Linked DNA regions of Mus musculus: regions 1 and 3 are each linked to region 2. A link is a loop called in an ENCODE intact Hi-C map of the cell type or tissue named here. Cell type or tissue: left cerebral cortex. All regions are shown on one strand. Links, peaks and the distances in the headings refer to the core of each region. The heading gives the core; the rest is flanking DNA. Region 1 holds the start of Tmem231 (transmembrane protein 231). Region 2 holds the start of Tmem170 (transmembrane protein 170). Region 3 holds the start of Mon1b (MON1 homolog B, secretory traffciking associated).

Region 1 (6,825 bases), core at 2,242-4,741, 57 kb before region 2:
AAGTTTAGCTCAGTTGTAGAGTACTTTCCTACTATACACAAAACCCCTAGTTCGAATCTCCAACTGCAGAAAGGGAGTGAGGGAGAAATTTTTCAAAGCTGGTCATTATTGTGGAGAGCTTTTGGGGCCACTTGGCGCACAGGAGTGGGAGTGGGGGGCACTTTGACATTGGACCAGGACAAGGAAGTGTGCTAAAGGGAGGAATTTGACATTGAGCCAGGACAGGGAAGTAAGCTCAGGCCTGAATCTGATTTGGGGCTAGAACAAAGAAGTAGGCCTCAGGCATGAATATGATTTTGGGTTAGGATGGGGAAGTAGGCTCTGCTATCTTGGTCACCCTGATTAGCCCTTAGAAAAAGTGATCTTGGGACATTGTTTATTGCCTTGCTCGTTCCTTGACTATTTGTGTTTATTGTCTTGTTTGTTCCTTAACCTAGAACTGACCTTTTTACTTGCATGTAATTAAAATGGTAAAAAAGCAGATTGGGAAAAAAATAAAAGCATCTCAGCCTCTGAACTGGCTGGGGTCATGCTACAGTGTTGTCTAATTGTCTTTTTCTCTTTTTAATCCTCATTCCTGCCCTGGAGAAACTGTTGACTGACTGAGCTGGTTTGGTTACACTATCCCAGTCCAAGACCTGTGTCTATCCCTTAAAAGCATGTAAGAGCTAAGTACACTTCCTAGGGAGAAACCCACTGTTCATCACCCAATAGGCAGGCACGTCCCACGACAACTATGATGAGGAGCAATGTCTTTCTGTCTTATTTGCTCAGATGGTACCTTTTTTTCTTTTGGTTCATCCTTCATTAAAGCATCCATGTGTTGGTCATTGCATTTAGCTTTCTCAAATATTCTAAGGCACTGGATGCCTTCTACATGGGGGCAGCAAACGGAGGAGGTGAGTGGAGCAGTAGGAGGTAGATCAACCATCATGGCAGACCATTAAGTCAGGCAGGATGGACTTAGGATGATGGAGACAGAGGCAGACATGGACAGTGTAAGACAGCCAGGGGCCAGCACAAAGCCAAGGAAAGAAAATACAGGCTCAAGGAAAGAACTAGGAAGTGACTAGGCAAAAGAAATGCTGGCCAGTCTTGAGGCAGGAGTGCTAACCTGACCCAAGACTCCAAGGAGGAGCTCCTGTGGTGGATACAAAAAGAACTAAGGGTTCCATTCCGTTTTGTTTGTTTGTTTGTTTGTTTGTTTGTTTGTTTGTTTGTTTTTACTGTTGGTGGTGATGCTGTTTGGATGTTTTCTTTAATTTTGTTTATGACCAAGGTCTCGTGTGTGTATCCCAGGACAATATAGCCAAGACTGGACTTGAATTCCTATGCTTGTGGTTTATACATTCATGTATGTGGATGCCTGTGCCCACGTGTATAGATGTGATGGTCACAGTAGGATATCAGGGGTCTCTCCCTACCACACATCATTTATTCCTCTGAGACAGGGTTTCTTATTGAATCTGGAGCTAGTCTAGCAGTCACCAAAAGCCCCAGCCATCCTGAAATTACAGGCACACACATCCTGATCTGGCTTTTTCCTGAGCTCCTGTTTATGCTGCCAGTGTTCTTTCCTACTGAACCAGCCTGGCTTGGATGGTTGTGCTAGTTTCATGTAGCCCAGGCTGGCCTCAGGCTTGCTTTGTAGCCAAGCTTGGCCTTAAACACCTGATCCTCCTGTCTCAGCCTTCAAAACACTAGGATTTCAGGTATGAACCCCCTACTCCCATCTGAAATACATAGTTGGAAGGAAATGACTTTATCATCTTTTGAGGCAAACTTCAGGGACAGGAGAACACAATGTAGATTGGGTTGGTCTGGGACTCACAGAAATCCACCTCCCTCTGTCTCTGCTTCTGCCTCCCCAGTGCTGGGAATAAAGGTATACACCACCACACCCAGCTAAGGCTAAACCATTTTATACTTCTAAATTCGTAACAGTCACCTCCCTGTCTCACCGGTGACTTAGCGACAGTGTATGTTTCCTTCTGTCGACTCTTTGGAGGCAAACATTCTCTTACTCAGAGAACAACCACCACAAAGAATCTACATTACATTCAGCCATTCCAAAACGGTTATTTAAGCACAGTTTTTATTTTTTAATTTAAAAATACATTTATATTTCCTATTATTATTATTATTTATTTTTTGAGACAAGGTTTTTCATTGTAGCCTTGGCTGTCCTGGAAGTCACTCTGTAGACCAGGCTGGCCTAGAACTCAGAGATCTGACTGCCTCTGTCTCCTAAACACTGGGATCAAAGCTGTGTGCCAACACCTTTATTTTAACTACATGTGTTTGGGTGTTTTGCCTGCGTGTGTGTCTATGGACCATGTGTCTGCAGTGCCCACAGAAGCTGTTGGATCCCCTAGGACTGGAGTTACAGTTGGCTCTGAGCCCCTGTGTGGGTGCTGAAAGTCAAACCTTGATCCTCTGGAAAACCGGCCTCTCCAGCTTACTTACATGTTACACTACATTTACTTATTCATTATTTGTGCATAGATGCAGATGAGCACCATGACAGGCATGTAGAGGTCAGAGGACAGCCTTTCCAGAATTAAGATAGATGGTGGGAGCTGGAGAGATGACCCAATTGTTAAGAGCACCGATTGTTCTTGCAGAGGACCTGGAGAAAGGAGAATTGAGGGCCAGCACAGGCTACATAGTAAGACCCTACTTCCAAACAGGTAAAAATCTGTCTTCCATGTTAAGATATTGGTGTTAGTATTTACCTAAGTGATCAGCTAATGCTAACTTTGGGGAAGACAGTATCAGTGTTTATAGCTAACAAAGTACAACAGAAGGAGCCATTTAGTAAAATACCCTTTAACCTTTTTTTTTTTTTTTTTTTTTCCGAGACAGGGTTTCTCTGTGTAGCCCCGGCTGTTCTGAAACTCACTTTGTAGACCAGGCTGGCCTCAAACTCAGAAATCCGCCTGCCTCTGCCTCCTGAGTGCTGGGATTAAAGGCGTGCACCACTACGCCCGGCCTTTTATTTTTTGTTTTTGTTCTAACCTTTAAATAATCAGGGGGTTTGTTTCCTGTTTTCTATCTTTCCTGCTATGGGGCATAGTGAAAGCATTAACCTTGAAGACAAAAGTACCTGGTTCTAGGACGGTGGCCTTGTTATAGGAATGTCCCGACTTCAGTATGAACCTCAATGGAGTTTTTGCATTGAAACAAAGTCTCCAGTATCTCTGGCTGGTCTCAAACTCACAATGTAGCTAAAGATGACCTTGGACTTCTGATCCTTCTGTCTTCACCTGAAGAGTTGTTAGTGTTACAGATGTGGGCCAAGGTGCCTGGTTTAATGAAGTGCTGGAGATGAACTCAGGGCTTCCTGTATAGTAGGCTAGCCCTCTACCAACTAAGCTACATCAACCATCCTTATGTCATGAGTTAATAGATGATCTATGGGGTGATGTCAACATCTATGCACGTCTGATTTTGTACAATTGACACAGACTTTGGTGAGTGAAAATATCATTACAGTTGCTTTCTTTTTTTTTTTTTTAAGATTTATTTATTATATGTAAGTACACCACTGTAGCTGTCTTCAGACATTCCGGAAGAGGGCGTCAGATCTCATTATGGATGGTTGTGAGCCACCATGTGGTTGCTGGGATTTGACTCAGGACCTTTGGAAGAGCAGTCAGCGCTCTTACCGGCTGAGCCATCTCACCAGCCCATACAGTTGCCTTCTTGAAGAGACGCGCAGGCACAGCACTAACACAGGACCCTCCTCCTGCTAGCTCCACCCCCTTCTAGAGGCCTGCATGCCTGCTATTGGTTCCTCTGCCCGCCGTCGGTTGCCGTGGAGACTCGGCGCTGCGGCCCTGCGCTCATGGCGCTGTACCATCTCTTCTCTCACCCAATCGAGCGCGCTTACCGCGCGGGGCTCTGCTCCAAGGCCGCGCTCTTCCTGCTGTTGACCACCGCGCTCACCTACATCCCCCCGCTGCTGGTGGCCTTCCGGAGCCACGGTGAGCCTGCCCGGGCCTGGAGGGCCACACGGCGCGGCCGGCGGGCCCAGGCCGGCAATCCTAACCTGGCTCCCCCCAACCCGCCTTGTCTCCCGCAGGGTTTTGGCTGAAGCGGAGCAGCTACGAGGAGCAGCCGAACGTGCGCTTCCAGCACCAAGTGCTGCTCGTGGCTCTCCTGGGGCCGGAGCCTGAAGCCTTCCTCGCCTGGAGCACGTTCCCCACCTTCAACCGGCTGCAGGGGGCTCACCTGCGCGTCCCGCTCGTGTCGGTGCGTGGTTCCCGCCCGGATCCTGGGGGTGATAGGATGGAGTGAGATCCCAGTTTGGGTCATTTGACCGGGTGTGAGAGCAGAGTCTCGTGTATCCCAGGCTTGCCTTAAACTATATAGCCAAAGTCGTCTTTCAACAACTGATACTCGGCCTTCACCTTCCCAGTGCCGGGGATTCGCTATGCAACGCCCTGCTGGGGTATATGGGGTGCTGGGAATCAAACCCAAGGCTTTGTGCTTGCATGCAAGGACTTAACCACTGAGCCACTCTCAGTCCCACAGCTTGGATCTTAAGGAGCCACGAGGGTTGGAAACAAAAGTCCCTTTGGCCTGCGCATGCTTAACTTTCTAGATAGTTTTATTCAGTTTCTCCAGGTTTCCCTAGAAAGGCAGCCGTGCAGGCACTGTGTTTGCCGGACAACAAGAGTCCAGAGCCTGTTTCTGGTGCTGGTCATTTTCTGAATGGAAAGGTGGCTGAAGAAAAAACCCCTTTGAGGGCTTGTAGGCGGAGTTCTGTACACCCCAGTACGCTGCTGAGTTTGAACATCACCAAGCTGTAAAGACAGAAAGTACCAGTGTTTTTATGCAGACTTGATGCGGGGTAGGGCGGGGCAAGCGGTGATTGGTTGAATTCTCAGGTCCTGCTCTAGCCAAGCCACGCCTGTCTGGGTTAGGCTTCTCAACTCTTTGCCACACTGCAGCTGTCTCCTGTGTAAGGGAAACATTTTACTGGCTGCAGTTTAGTGTTTACTTTCGCATAAATCAAGTGCTTCCTTACGGTCATCCCTTGCCGTTCATATAATGACATGGGCAGAGTGATGACTTTAACTAGGTGTTTGTTAGTAAATATTTTGTTTCTAACCTCCACCTGAGGCAGGATTGCCCCCCCCCTTCCCTGACCTATACAGCAAGCTCAGGGCTATTCAGTCTCAAAAGCGTAGCGCTGGCATGTAAAGTCAAAAGACAACTTGGAGGGGTCAGTTCCCTCCTGTCACTGTCCCGGGAATCCAGCTTGGATTCCCAGGGTTGGCTGCAGGAGTCTTTACCTGCTGAGCTATCTCATTACCCATCCTTGATTTTTTTTTTTTTTAATTTGCTCCAATCGTTTTACTATTAAAATTAGTAAGTGAATAAACAAAGCTTTAACTAAATCCTACAGCTTTTTTATTCTTTTTGAGATGGGTTATTGCTATGTTGCCTGCCCAAGCTGTAAGCCCAGTTCAGCCAGCTACGAAGCTGGGACTACAGACGTGAGGCCCAGACTTAAGTCATGCACGTCTGAATGCCAGTGGAAGCGTTTTGTTGAAATTTCATGCACTTAGAGAAAACAAAGCAAGCAAGTAAAGTAATTGTTAACTGCAAGGAAATAAGCCACGAGAAGACGCTAGGAAGGATGCGCAGTCAAGGTTGCGAACCGGACTTGCGTAGTAGTCTTAGTTACGACATGAAAGGCTGACTAAGCAAAATGCGCACCTAGGGAAACTGAAGGGATGAGAGAGGGGGAGGTGCGATGGGGCCTGGTGGGAGTGGGAGGGGAGCGCAGGCTCCAGCTTCCCCCGTGGAATGTCAGTAGAGGATTCTCATGAAAGAGGTGGAGACTCGGCAAATCTTATTTAAACATCTGGAAAGCGTTTCTTTCTATTTGTTAGAACAGGGTTTCTCTGTGTAGCGCTGGCTGTCAAATAACTTGCTCTGTTGACCAGGTTGGCCTCGAACTCAGAGATTTGTCAACCTCTCCCTCCCCTCTGCTACTACCGCCAGCCACCCAGCCTGGGGAGGGCTTCTAACACACTCTCATTAGGTAACTAATGCAAAAGTTTTTGCTTTGGAAGTTTTGTTTTGTTTTAACATCATTGCACTCTTTTATTCTTCAGATGGTCAAGACTCTTCCCCCAGGCCACCAACACATACCCTTTTAGTTTCTTGAGACTGCATGTCATGTCATCCAGGATGGCTTGGTTTTGTAGCCTAGGATGACCTTAAAGACTTTGTGTTTCGGTCTTCCAGCCTGTGCCTGCTCAGCGCTGAGACTGCAGTTGTGAGCCACCACGCCTGCTTTTACTATTTATGTACTTACCTTGCTGCTTTGCTTATTTTATTCTCTGTGTGTGGGTACTTTGCCTACATGCACATATATGTATACTATGTGATGCCTGGTGCCTCGGATCCCCTGGAACTGGAGTTATAGACAGTTGTAAACTGCCCTATGGGCCCTGGGAATTAAACCAGGATCCTCTAGAGGAACCGCCAGTGCTCTGAACTGCTAAGCCAGCTCTCCAGCTCCATTTATTAATTTATTTATCCCTAAGACAGGGCTTTGTAATGAAGTCCAGCTATGGGCCAGGTTGCCCATATGGATCTGGTGATCCTTCTCTTACTAACTACGAAGATTACAAGCAAGGCCGGCCACACCTGGCCCCATTTTTATTCTCAAGCCTCTAATGCAATAGAGCCTTCCTAGTGCTTCCATCCTTTAACACAGTTCCTTATGCTGTCGTGACCACAACTAAAAAATTATTTCATTGCTACTTCATAACTGTAATTTTGCTACTTTTATGAATTGTAATGTAA
Region 2 (6,825 bases), core at 1,741-4,240:
AGTGCTGCGCAGGTGTACCAGGATACAGGTGAATCCAATTTGGTGGAGATTTGCCCCTGCTGCCCTGATTAGCTGAAGCCTCGTGACTGGCGAGGGGGCGTGGCCTGCGGTGCGTGGATGAGAGAGAGTATAAAAGGAGTGAGAGGCCCAGGGTTCGGGGGAGATATAAACAAGAAGAATCAGGACTGAATAAACTGCTGTTAGAAGGACTGGTGGTCGTGTCGTTCTTGCTGGTCGAGAGCGGACGCGACAAGCCAGGGCTACAGAGAAACCCTGTCTCGAAAAACCATAAAAACAAAAACCAAAAAAACATAGTTAATGCTGCATTTGAAAAAAAAATATATGTGTGAGGGGTAGGGGAGGTGAGAGGCATATATGTATAGGTGCTCTCAGAGGCCAGGAGAGGGTGACGGGTCCTCTGGGTTGTTGTGAGCTTCCTGGCAGGTCCTCTGGAGGAGCTGGAAGCACACTTAATCACTAAGCCACTTCTCCAGCCCCCTCCTCAACTTGAGACAGCTCAGGCTGGCTTTGCACTTACCAGTAATCTTCCTTTCTCTTCCCAGATTTGAGATTACAGGTGTGAGCTGTCATACCTTACACTCTTATGCTCTCAGAGCAGTTTCTGTTCCTTAGACTCTTCTTTTGTGCTTATAAAGATATGGAAGGGCTCCATGAATTTGTGTGTCACTCTTGAGCAGGGGCCGTACGAATCTCCACATCATTCCAGTTTTACCTATGTGTCATGCAAGAAGCCACTCCTTTCCTTTCATTCTTTCATTAAAAAAAAAAAAAAAGTAATAGAAGCCAGATATAGGGCTGGTGAGATGGCTCAGTGGGTAAGAGCACCCGACTGCTCTTCCGAAGGTCCGAAGTTCAAATCCCAACAACCACATGGTGGCTCACAACCATCTGTAATGAGATCTGACTCCCTCTTCTGGAGGGTCTGAAGACAGCTACAGTGTACTTACATGTAATAAATAAATAAATAAATAAATCTTTAAAAAAAAAAAAAGAAGCCAGACATAATTTGCACAGAAAGTTGCAAGCCAGCCAAGAGAACGCAGCAAGACTTCATCACAAACCAAACCAAAAAGGTAATAGAAATTGTGGGAGTTTATTCCAAAGGAGAAATGAGAAGATTGGATGACCAGAAAAGGCAAATACTCAAAAGTCTCAAAGTACATTTTCCCTACAAAATATCGATGCTTTGCTTTCTAGGTCCTTCCATTTGGCTGTCAAACCACCAAATTTTCATGTCTATATAGGCAATCTACAGATTCTCCCTGGAAGGCTTCTTAGGGACCTTTGTGAAGTGCTGGGGATCAAACCCAGAGCTGCAGGCATATGAGGCAAGGCGTCTCTCAGAGCTATAACCAACCCAACTTTAACTTCTTTCCTTTGGGAGGGAGGTGAACATCTGGGCATTAATGGATATAGCACACTTATGGGAAAGGGCTGTTGGCATTGTTCATGCTATCCTGTAAAAGCAAAAATCCTACAAAATCTAAAATGCTGACAAGATGTCTAAATATACTGAAAAACAGTTGCTGTAAAAGGTTTTAAAGTTATTGATTTATTATATATGTGTATTAGTCTGGATTCTGCAGAGGGAGAGAACTTAAATATTTATATTTATTAATGAATATGTTAAATTATTTATTGAATGTATCATATATATATATATATGTATATATATGATTTATAGAGTGGCTTACAGGAAGTGGTCCAGCTAATCCAGCAATGGCTGTCTACTAATGGAAGGCCCAGAGTCCAGGAGTTGTTCAGTCCATGGGGCTGGATGACCCCGCTGGTCTTTCAGTATACACTGGAATCTCTAAATAGGTTCTAATGCCAGTGTCTTAGTTTGGGTTTTACTACTGTGAGGAGACACCATGACCGAAGCAACTCTTATAAAGGCAAACATTTCATTGGGGCTGGCTTACAGTTTCAGAGGTTCAGTCCATTATCATCATGACAGGAAGCAGGGCAGCAGGCATGCTGGAGAGGGAGCTGAGAGAATCTCAGCAGGAGAAACTGTCTCCTCCGCACTGGGGTGGAGCTTAAACACTAGGAGACCTCAATGCCTGCCTACCCAGTGGCACACTTCCTCTAGCAAGGCCACACCTCCTAATACGTGCCACACTTCGCATGGGCTAAGCATATTCAAACCGGTAGATGGCGTGGTTCAGATCAAAGGTGGATTTTCCACCTCAAAGATCCAGATTATAGGTATTGCTACTTTAAATCCCTCACAGGTTTCGCCAGCCATTGCGGTTTTAGTTCATTCCAGGCGTCGTCAAGTTTACAACCAGGGAGAGCCATGGCCATATGTGTGTGGGAACCTGTGCAGGTCAAAGGACAACTTGCAGTTATGGGTTCTCTTTTACCACGTGGGCTCCTGAGATGGAACTCAGGTCACAGCTCCTAAAAGTTTCAACTTCTGTGACTTAGAGAATTTCTGGTCCTTTTTTTCTTTTTGGTTTTTCGAGACAGGGTTTCTCTGTATAGCCCTGGCTGTCCTGGAACTCACTTTGTAGACCAGGCTGGCTTCGAACTCAGAAATCCGCCTGCCTCTGTTTTGGTCCATTTAAAAAGTCTTATTTTTGCTTGTTGGTTGTTCGGAAGTTGAACCTACAGTCTTTTGTTTTGTCTTGTATTTGCTTTGGTTTTGGTTTTGACAGAGTTTCTCTATGTAGCTCTGGCTGTCCTGGAGCTTATTCAGTAGAGCAGGCTGGCCTCGAACTCAGAAAGCTGCCTGCCTCTACCTCTTGAGTGCTGAGTTTAAAGGCACGTATCACCACCGCCCAGCGAACCTATAGACTTTGACAGGCTAAGCAACTGGGGTTGGAATCTAGGGATGTGCAGCTAGGCTGGTTCTCTGTCAATACATATTCAGTCCTACAGAGAAATTTGAGTAGGCTAGTGGTCACTTAATTTTTATTTTTGGTGATGTATCCTTGTATACTATTTTAAAATGTATGTGAGTCTATGTGTATGTGAAGGTAAAAAGACAACCATGGGAGTTGGTTCTCACCTTTCACCATATGAGTCCTAGGGATGGAAGGCAAATCCTTCATGCTTGGAGGCAAACACCTCGCCTCTACCCGCTGAGCAATCTCACCGGACTTGTCCTACTTAAAGGTGGCACTAAAGAGGGCAGAGCCCAACACACCCAGATGGAGCAGAAGAAACTTGCCACTAGGGGCGCAGCATGCCGTGGGTTTCTCTAATCGAACGCAGCGCCAGGGGGCGGGAACAACCGTTACCCCGCCCCCTCCATCTGCGGCGCCCTGTGATTGGAAGGAGAAACGATTACTCTAGCAGCGCCGTTGGAGTGGGCGGGAGAAGAGGGCCGGCCAAAGGTGACGCCGTGGCTGCGGAGGTGCGGTACTCCGCGGCGCGGCGGGCGGTGGATGGCGGCGGGATGGAGCGCGAGGGGAGCGGCGGTGGCGGCGGCTCAGCCGGGCTCCTGCAGCAGATCCTCAGCCTGAAGCTCGTGCCGCGGGTGGGCAACGGGACCCTGTGCCCCAACTCCACTTCGCTCTGCTCCTTCCCAGGTACGCCCCGCCCCGCGCCTGCGCACTGCGCACCTGTCGCCTGCCTCCCAGGGCGAGGCCGAGGCAGCCCTGGAATCGCACTTGGGGCGACGGCTGTCCAGTCCTAGTGACTGCTAGTATCCTTCCTCTGAGAGCCTGTGTGCTGACGCTGTCCTCTGACTCTGTCCTACACCCACTTTCCCACCAGCCTGCTCAGACCTGTTGCGGATTCCCCCACCCGCACCTAGAAGAACTTAAGACAGAACTTCTAAATTGCTCTTAGCTCTTACCCGGGCTTCGCCGCCTTCTGCCAGGAGGGCTTTTAAAGTTACATTTACATTGTAGAACTGCTACAATTCAGAAAGTTGTGGAGAAGAGAATGATCCCCTGAGGTTATTAATAAAGGCCCTCAGGGGAGGGCATGATTGCTTTGGGTTTTTGAAGGCAAGACGACAGAGGCGGGGGTGGGGTGGGGTGTGGGGGGGTAGGGGTATTAGGACACTGCCGCAAAGAGAAACTAACCCAGTGACGTTGTAAAAGAGGATGACGGGTGGGATTGCTGACTGCAACCTTCGACCAGACACCTGTGAGTCTCATCTACTGGGCAGCGACTGCCAGGCGCCTCTCGGTGGACACCTGGGACCTGCCTGTGTAGTAGCTGACAAGGTGGCTGCCTTTTTGTTTTGTGGCAGCTGAAGATGTTAGCTTGTGATCCTGCCCACAAGAAAAGAGTCTGGGAGTTCAGATTGTTTCCAGAAGTACTAGTGTCCCACCTGACAGTGATTACAAATAAATACATATATAAATAAACAAACAAATCTGAAAGTGATTACAAATAAGTAAACACACAGACACACAGCATTCTGGCGACCTTCTCCAAAAGATGAAGGGTTCTTTCTTTCCTAGGATTCAGTGAGTCTGTTCTAACTCATTTTCTTACTTCTCTCCCAACTATTAAGGAGATTTCCAAACCTGAGAAGGCGAAACAGAGAATAACAAGTACCCATATGCTTAGTTCGGGTGGTAAAAGTCACATGTCTACTTAAAAGCTGAGGCTCATTAGGCACTTGTGAGACCATCATAGGTGGGGTTAGGTAGGCCTAGATGGTAGGCTAGATTATGGGGCCACAGTTGTATATTTGGCTGGTGTTGATGGATGTCTCATGCAAAGCAGGACTATTCTGGTTTTACAGCCTTGGTCACATCAATGTGCATGTGTGTACACATCACAATTTAACTTCCTGCACTGCGGAAGACGAGACATTAGGATTCTTGAGCTCAAAACTTCTGAACCAGGGATGTGTGTCCTGTCACTGTCACGGTGCCCCCAAGTCAGATCACTTCTAAAATCCATAACACGGATAAAGGGATGTTATTTAAATAGGCCTTATTTAAATTTTTCTCTAGTCAACCAAATAGCTTTTTTCTTAAAAACAAAAAATTGCCGGGCATCGTGGCGCTCGCCTTTAATCCCAGCACTCAGGAGGCAGAGGCAGGCAGATCTCTGAGTTCGAGGCCAGCCTGGTCTCCAAAGTGAGTGCCAGGACAGCCAGAGCTACACAGAGAAACCTTGTCTCAAAAAAAGAAAAAAGAAAAAAAATTTTAAATATATGCATGTGTTTGGGTGTGTGGATGTGAGTACAGGTGCCCACCCAGGCCAGAGGCCGGGAGTTACAGGTGGCTGGGCTATCTGACCTGGTTGCTGGAAATAGAACTCAGGTCCTCTGAAAGAGCAGCAACCACTCTATCTCTGAACTGTTTCTTCTTTGTGATTCTTTTTTTTTTTTTTCATTTTGTTTCTGTTTTTATTTGGTGAGAGAAAGAGTTGTTTTACCAAGAAGGAAAAAAGGCAGATGGCCTGTGAGCTGAGAAAAGGGAGCCGGTCAGAAGCCTTACTGAAGTCCAGATGCTAATCAAGAGTCAGACATGAGCCATAATGCGTCAGCGCTCAGGGCTCACTGGGAACTGAACTCAGATCCTCTGGAAGAGCAGCAGCCGCTCCCAACTGCTGAGCCATCTCTCCAGACTCTCCTGAAAATGCTAATCCGCATGATGTATTTGGGTTTTATTCCTGCTATGGCTGTGACAAGGGTACCATTTACCAGGACTCATTCCTTCATCGGGTCACCCTTCTAGCCGATGTGGGCTCCTGACTGGAGGTATAAACCTGGGTAGGATCACAACAAGCTAAACACTAGGCTAATGCAGAACAGATAGCCCTTGACCTCAAGTTGACCAGAGTGCATCATGAGCACGCCCCATCCCCGCAGTGTCTCATCTTCATTTGGAATTCTGGTTATAATGCGTACTTAAAGGTTTCCCCCTAGTTAGAGACACTAAGGCCCTCTTACTAGGAATCTATTCAGAGTCCTGAGCCTGATTCCCTTTCTACTTTGGTCACACAGGAAAAGTTAACTTGTACTTTATGCTAACTCATGGCAGATCATTGCCCTAAAATATTCTGTGGTTTCTCTACACTAAAAAGCTTTGAATTGATTTTTTTTTTTAAATCCACTTTTGTAATTTGGACATCTAGAGTTCTGCCAGAGTCTCCTTCTGACTTGCTCTGATCTCTTTTGCTGTTTCTTTGTGTTTGTTTGTTTGAGACAAGGCCTCATTGTGTAGCCGAGGTGGCCAGAGAACCTGAGCCTTCCAGGCGTTGGTGCTGAGATTCCAGGCCTGCACCACCGAGACTGGCTTTTAGTTGTCATTTGTAATAATCAGGAATGACATTTGTTCTCTGAACATAGGGTTTCACTAAATTAATGTCAAATTAATCACACCCAAGAATATTTTGATTATGCTGTTGCTGGAGTCAAGAATGGATCCAACTTAGACAAGTCAGTAATACATTTACAGAATATGATGTATCTGTTGAAGGTTTTTTAAAAAATATTTTTTTATTTATTTTATGTATATGAGTACACTGTAGCTGTCTTTAGACACACCAGAAGAAGGCATAGGATCCCATTACAGATAATTGTGAGCCACCATGTGGTTGCTGGGAGTTGAACCCAGAACGTCTGGAAGACATCAGTGCTTTTTTTTTTTTTTTTTGCTTTTTTGAGACAGGGTTTCTCTGTGTAGCCCTGGCTGTCCTGGAACTCACTTTGTAGACCAGGCTGGCCTCAAACTCAGAAATCCGCCTGCCTCTGCCTCCCAAGTGCTGGGAATAAAGGCGTGCACCACCATGCCCGGCTGACAGCAGTGCTTTTAACTGCAGAGACATCTCTCCAGCCCTTAAGGTTTATTTTTATTTATGTGTATGAGCATATGTGTATAGGTGCCC
Region 3 (6,825 bases), core at 2,305-4,804, 1.8 Mb before region 2:
GTCCACCAAGTCCTCCACGCCCCCGGGGGCTGGGACAGCATTATCTCCTCCGGCCTCCATCTGCACATCCCTGGAGAGAAGGGGAATCGAGGGTGATGGGCAGCAACAGAAAACTTCTTACAAGCCTTCAGGGAGCCAGACCCCCCGGATACATTCCTAGTGCGGTTTCCCCTACGGTTTTCGACAGGACGCGACATTCAAAACCATGACCAAATACTTGCACCCTCCGGCACTTTCGGATGGGTGACGCTCCGCTGGGCTTCTGCCAACACGGTACATCAACACCTGTTTCAACCTCTTATCTCAACTGGGTGGACAGCAACACTTTGAGGAGCCGCTGCCGCACCACACTTCCTGGTGTGGTGGGGACTTGCCACACTTCCGGAAGCGACGCCTCCCCGGGACACTTCCGGTTTCACGGCCGTATTGACTCCCCGGAGTGCCAATGGCAGCCACACGCTGCGTTCCCTCACCGTAAGGATAGCGCGGGACTCTCCCGGAACTCTGTGGAATCTGCGCGTCCTTCCACCGGACGCAGCCAGGATCGGCTGTGAAGTGGGGCCAGACCGGCCCACTTCGCGTACCAAGGGCTACCGGCTGAAGGGGGCGCGGCCTGGAAATCTACTAGGTCGAGGGGGCGGGACCTAGTCCCTCTCACCCAATCAAGAGTAGGCTCTCCCTTATGTCCCGCCCCATTCTGGTGGAGCCTCCGCAGATAGTGTGCGCTAATTGGCGAAAGCCACTGCTCATCCCTTGACTGACATCTCCCTGTTTCTAACCGAAACCTCACTCCTGTTCCGGTCTTTGCTGGAATGAGAGAATGCCGAACCAATGAACTCGCGTCCCCAGTATTGAGACAACTTCACGCTCTTTTATTCAATTATAGGGGCAGGGCGGAGCGTATGCTTGACGGACAGCTCTCTTTCCAATCGGAACGTCGCCCGCAGCCCAGTCAGCCTATGGGACTCGGATGCTGAAGCAAGAGGCGGGCTCTGCTGGTGGGACTGACTCTTGGGATTCTGGACTCCGCCAGCCTGCGAGGGGAGCTTACGGAAACAAAAGCAAGCTGCTTAGGGCTAGTGTGTGCGGGCAACACGAGCGCACCCCACTAGCAAGGAGAGGTTCTGTGGGCCGAGCCAACCAGATCGGCAGCCTAATCCAATAGCGGAGTGGGGGGTGTGGTTGTCAGGGACCGCTGCGTTCTGGTTGGCTGAGAATTCTGCCGCACCTACCTCCGGGTATCACCATTGGCTACTATGTATGATGGGCCAGGGGCAGCAACAGCAGTGAGGAATCTTGTGAACAGAAGCACCTAGATGCTCTCTTCCTTAAGGCTGTGGAGCGGGGATAGGTGTATCTAGGCGGCCAGAAGTCGCTCCAAACTAAGTGTTGTTCATTTTGGTTTTGAGTCACAGGCTCCTAATAACCCAGGCTGGCCTTAAACTCGCGATCCTCCTCCCTCACCCTCTATCTGGCCCTAAACCCAAGTCAGAGTAGATTACAGTGCTGCTCCAGCACCTGCCATTGCCTTTAGGTTTAGAATGAGGGTGTGAATATCCCTGTTCTGGACGTCCAGGTCCGTTTTTTAGGTCTTTCTGTACATTGGTCTTTGAGACTGCTTGAAGCCTCGCAGTTTGTGTCTCTGAGTGTTACTATATTATTATCAGAGAAAATAGAGTTAAAATAACAACAACGACGACGACGACATAATGACATAAAGGTCGAGGATTTCTGTTTTGGATACAGGGTTTCGGGTACCCCGGGCTGGCTTCTCACTCACCAAGTGGCAAGGATTACTCTGCTTCCCGCCTCTGTTTCCCCAGTACTTGAAATAACTGATGTGCCCTTAACACCAGGTTTGTGTCATGCTGTGGTGCGAACCCAAGGCTTCATGTATTCTGGGCAAGCATTCTACCTCGTGAGACCCATCCCTCCGGGCTCCAAGATCAAGGAGGTGTCATCAGCCAGGAGACATAACATCCCTGAATATTTAGATACTCAAAGACAAAACTTCAAAGTACCTAACTGTCAAATTGACAAAAACTCAAAGGGAAAATAGCTCATGAGGTTAGGTGATGATTTCAACATTCTGTGCTCACTAAAAATGGCCGAAACTGATGGCAAAAAAAAAAATAGATAAATATTTAAATCTAAATATCTAATATCTAAATAAATAAATAAGGTTACAGAAGATATGATCAACAGCTGGCAAATGAATTGATATTTATTAAAAAAATTCTGCTCAATTACAACAGAGTGGATTTTTTTCCAAATGCGCATGCTGGACCAAAAAATTAAAAAAAAAAAGTTAATGCCCCTTTAGAAGCTAAATCTTTCAGAGAAAATTGTTTGATTACAACAGAAATTGTGGCTATTGTTAGCAGAGATTGGAGAATTCTTCCAAGAGTAGGAATTAGGTCAGTACTCATCATATGAACACATTATGACTCAAATATTAAATCCATGGGATATTCAGGAGTATCTTCAGCTTCATGAAAACAGGAAGAATGAGCAACTGCGGAGACTGTAAATCACGAGTGCTCACAGGGAAATGTGCAACTTTATATATTCACACGGGTATGAGAAGAGACACTCATAACCAATGATCTACACGGGAGCCTTAAGATGATAGGGAATGAGAGGAAGCTAGACCTGCAGTAGAAATAAGACGACAATAAAGATGCAATTCAGTGAGAGGGAAGACATACAGTCAAAAGAGACAATGTAGAAATCGTTCTTTCTTTGAAAAGGTCAGCATAGTTACTAAAATGTGTGCTTAAATGATAAAACCAGTGATCAATAGGATTGAAGGATAACATGATTAGAGGTCTCTAGACATATTACAATATTATAAATTGATTTTTTTAAACAAAGGAAGGATAGATAGCTAGATAGCCTTGCACTCGCTAGTGTGAAGGAAAGATAAAGTGATGGATGGACCTACGGACACTCAGTCCCTCACTCCCTGTCCCAGGCTTGGACCTCACTGGAAACCTTTTGCTCTTGTTCCAATATTAGAGGTCTTAAAGACATTCCTTAGAACAATGGTTCTCAACCTGTGGGTCACAGCCCCTTTTTACAGGGGTCACCTAAGCCCATCCTGCACATCAGATATTTATATTGTAATTCATTACAGTAGCAAAATTACAGTTTTGAAGAAGCAATGAGATAATTTTATGTTGGGGGGGGTCACCACAAGATGAGGGACTGTATTAAATGGGCACAGCATCAGGAAGGTTGAGAATCACCACCTTAGAATGTGTAAGTGGGTAAGATGCCTAGAAACCAGTGGGATCCAAGGAGAGGGAACAGTAGATCACCGTCAGCATCGTTGTTTTTTGCAAGAATGACCAGTAGATGGCACAAAATCCACATGATAGAGACCTTCCAAACTCAACTCACTGTCCAGTAAATACCAGGAAAACACCAGTGAATTGTCTTCAAGAGCTTAGGTTCTCACTTCCATGACAAGAATCCAAATCTGAAACCATCTAAGACTCTTGTTTCTCTCACGATTAAGACTCACTAAGAGAACATAATCTACTCTGAAAACTCATTTTCAAAAGGCTTGACTATGCTTTCTCAGACTCGTTAGGAGAATGTTCTTCCTATAGCAAAGATTGACAACCCAAAGTGGTGAGTCTCAGATGGCTAGAGAGATAGATATACAGGGGATAATTTTGCACAAGGGAGAGTTCACCTATCTGAAATCTGCGGAAATAAGGCGCTATTTACGGTTCAGAAGTAATGGGAGCTGGTATTTGTTCAGAACACTGTAGTAGGCAGAACCAATAAACATTAAGGAGGAAGACAGGGTGACTGATGATACAGCTTGGTGGTGAAGAGCACCTGTAGAGGACCCATGTTAAATCGCTAACAGCAGAATGTGCTACAAATGACAGGCAATTCCAGGTCTGGGGCTCCTGGCACCTCCTTCTGGCCTCACTTCCACCCACACTTATGTGGGATTACACAGGTAAATAAAAATAATAACAAGCGAAAGAAAGAAAGGAAGAAAGAAAGAAGGAAGGAAGGAAGGAAGGAAGGAAGGAAGGAAGGAAGGAGGAAGAAAGGAAGGAAGGAAGGAAGGAAGGAAGGAAGGAAGGAAGGAAGGAAGGAAAGGTAGATTTATTTATTGTCCTAGCATCCATCTCTCTTGCTGTGATAGAACTTTCTGAGCGAAAGCCATATTGGGGAGGAAGGGTTTGTTTGCATTACAGGTTGGATCACATCATCCAGAGAAGCCAAGACAGAAGCTTGAAGTCAAAACCACGGAAGAACCTTGTTTATTAGCTTACTTTCCATGGCTGCCTCAGCCTGCTTTCTTTTACAACCCAGGACTCTCTGTCCAGGGTGGCACCACCCACAGTGGGCTGGACCCCCCACACACATAAATCATTAGTTAAGAAAATGCCTCACAGACTTGCCCACAGGCCAGTCATCTAATGGAGGCAATTCTTCATTAGAGTTTCTTCTTGCTGGGTGATTCCAATTTGTGTCAAGTAAACTAACCAGTGCACTTACCATTATTTGGCTATCACCCAATGCATATGTATATCAAGACATCATATAGTTCACCACAAATAAGTACAATTTTATATCATTTTAAAATTAAATATATAATGACTCCTTCCCCACAATAATGAGCCTACTCCATGTATAATGGCATTAGTCCATTTTAGATGGTGGGTCCTTGATTCCTACCCTCTAAATCCTGTTACAATGGCACTTAAAATTCAGCATAAGTTTTAAAAGAGACAAATCTTCAATGTGTTTGTTTTGCAACAGTCCCACAGCATAGCATTTTATATGATTTTACTTGGGAAGCACTCTGGTACTCAGAGATCAAATACTTGCCCAAGATCACGTAGTTAGAAAAATTATACATTTCTATTTTCATTTGTTTACAATACATGGAATTAGCCTGGTGTTAGTAACATTGAGATGTTACGAATTCAGATGAATAGTAATTGCTCTCTTGACCGCATGAAGCATGTGCTAAAATCTCGTTAACTATGCTCCTTGGAAGAGTGAATATGATTGGTCTGCCCTGAGTCAAGGTGACCCTAAGGTTAATTTGTTAGGAAATCATGTGGCAATAGTGTGAACAGAATATTTGAGCCCAGGCACTCCTGCTGGCTCCAGGTTCCATGTCTCACTCTAGTGCAGTGGGTGGAGTAGTTACATCACCCAAGCCAGCTAGCTGATGCTCAGGACCAACTCATTACTGTTCCAAAGCAGGGCTCCAGTTCTTCTCAACTGCTGTGTGTCTCTGGTGTCATGGCTCACTTTTTAAGAGCTTCACACTATCGACAAGCATCCTTGGGACCAGCTTTGTTCTCATTACAGTGTGTTAAGACTTCTGGGCCTAGGAAAGTGTGCCTTGCCAGTTCCTTCCCTAAAACTTGATATGATGGTTAGGGCTCTTGACTGAAAGTAAGAGAAAGCAGCTCCAGGCAGAAACCTGAAAGTCTACTGAAGTGCCCCAGCATCTCTCCTAACAATGCAGGTTGGAGAATGGCTGGCTTCCATGAGAGATAGAACTGGAGATGGGAGAACTGGAGTTCTCACCCAAGAACTCTACATTGAGTCCCTGCCCATGGTTCTCTCTGCATATATTTGTTGTATACGCAGGTCAGCTGAAGTTCTCAAAATCCCGTCCAGTGTTCAGCCACAAATGAAAATTTGACGTGCTGGGCTAGACTTTAAGTTCTGTAGAAATGTGGTGAGGTATTTTGGTGATGGAGGTAGGTTTGTTTACGTGGTATTGGGGGATTGAGCCCAGGCCTTTGTCCATGCAGATCAGATACCCTACCACTAAGCTACACTCTTCAGTCTTTCTCTGAAAAGAAAAAAAAAAAAGGATAACAGGAAGCCCTTCTGGGCATCTCTACCAGATTCCAGTGAATGACTTTCATATGATACAGCCTCTCTTCAAAAGACTAGTCTCAAAGGACTCTGGGGGCGGGGATTTCACTCAGTGTCTTCTGAGCGCACTGCACCTCCAAAGAATGGCTTGTCCATCTCCTACATGATCCTTTTGGCCCACAAATCATCAGCTCCCAGCCTTCTTTAGATTCAGTTATGGAGGACCTGAGGCATGCCAGTCCGATTAGAGTACCCTAATACAGACCATAATAGTTAGTTTAGGGACAGAGGAACAATGACGAATTCTTGGAACTTTTTTTTTTTTTTTTGGAGTTATTCTAAGATAGTCTCTGTTTTGTTTTTTGTTGTTGTTGTTGTTGTTGTTTTTATTTCTATTTATTTATTTATTTATTTTTTAATTAGGTATTTTCCTCGTTTACATTTTCAATGCTATCCCAAAGGTCCCCCATACCCACCCCCCCAATCCCCTACCCACCCACTCCCCCTTTTTGGCCCTGGCGTTCCCCTGTACTGGGGCATATAAAGTTTGCAAGTCCAGTGGGCCTCTCTTTGCAGTGATGGTCGACTAGGCCATCTTTTGATACATATGCAGCTAGAGACAAGACCTAAGAAATAACCCTAATTCTTTACTAGAGACGAGGTGATGTAAGTATGGGGCTCTAAAAGCCCTCTCATCTGCTGTATTAGTCAGTGTTCACATCGAAGTGACCAAACTACCTGCCAGAAATAAGAAAGGAAAGGTTTATTTTGGCTCACGCTTTCAGTGTAGGAAAGCATAGGGAATAGCTTAGTAGCCTGGGACTCCACTTGATTTGGGCTGTAGACAAACCTCTCTCCTAACAATGTACTTAGCTGTCTAAACCAAAAGACATCAGGCTACACATTCACCCTACTCCAAATAGTAAGATAACTTTCTTTCCTCTTGTCAGTAATCCA

The links. A loop is a pair of places that touch in the nucleus more often than their neighbours do. Peaks named below come from ENCODE experiments on the same cell type or tissue, not always from the same donor. Only the 100,000 strongest peaks of a DNase experiment are listed, where the experiment ranks them.
Region 1: a loop joins it to region 2, with 2.5 times the contacts of the local background. A loop is called at or near these places in 12 of 42 quality-filtered maps.
Region 3: a loop joins it to region 2, with 3 times the contacts of the local background. A loop is called at or near these places in 6 of 42 quality-filtered maps.

The regions. Positions count from the first base shown.
Region 1 is chr8:111,930,789-111,937,613 of GRCm38, reverse strand. It overlaps Tmem231 (transmembrane protein 231), which reads left to right and starts at 3,801. Exons shown (of 7, transcript NM_001033321.2): 1 at 3,801-3,986; 2 at 4,085-4,254. The coding sequence starts at 3,848. In left cerebral cortex, for the core only: a CTCF peak has its summit at 3,586 (motif pointing right); a DNase peak (open chromatin) is centred at 3,782; H3K4me3 peaks cover 1,282 bases; H3K27ac peaks cover 507 bases.
Region 2 is chr8:111,873,235-111,880,059 of GRCm38, reverse strand. It overlaps Tmem170 (transmembrane protein 170), which reads left to right and starts at 3,385. Exons shown (of 3, transcript NM_025781.2): 1 at 3,385-3,557. The coding sequence starts at 3,425. In left cerebral cortex, for the core only: CTCF peaks have their summits at 2,157 and 3,196; DNase peaks (open chromatin) are centred at 2,801, 3,270, 3,537 and 4,147; H3K4me3 peaks cover 1,287 bases; H3K27ac peaks cover 552 bases.
Region 3 is chr8:113,629,357-113,636,181 of GRCm38, reverse strand. It overlaps Mon1b (MON1 homolog B, secretory traffciking associated), which reads right to left and starts at 383. Exons shown (of 5, transcript NM_173015.3): 1 at 1-383. The coding sequence starts at 60. In left cerebral cortex, for the core only: a CTCF peak has its summit at 3,353 (motif pointing right); a DNase peak (open chromatin) is centred at 3,346.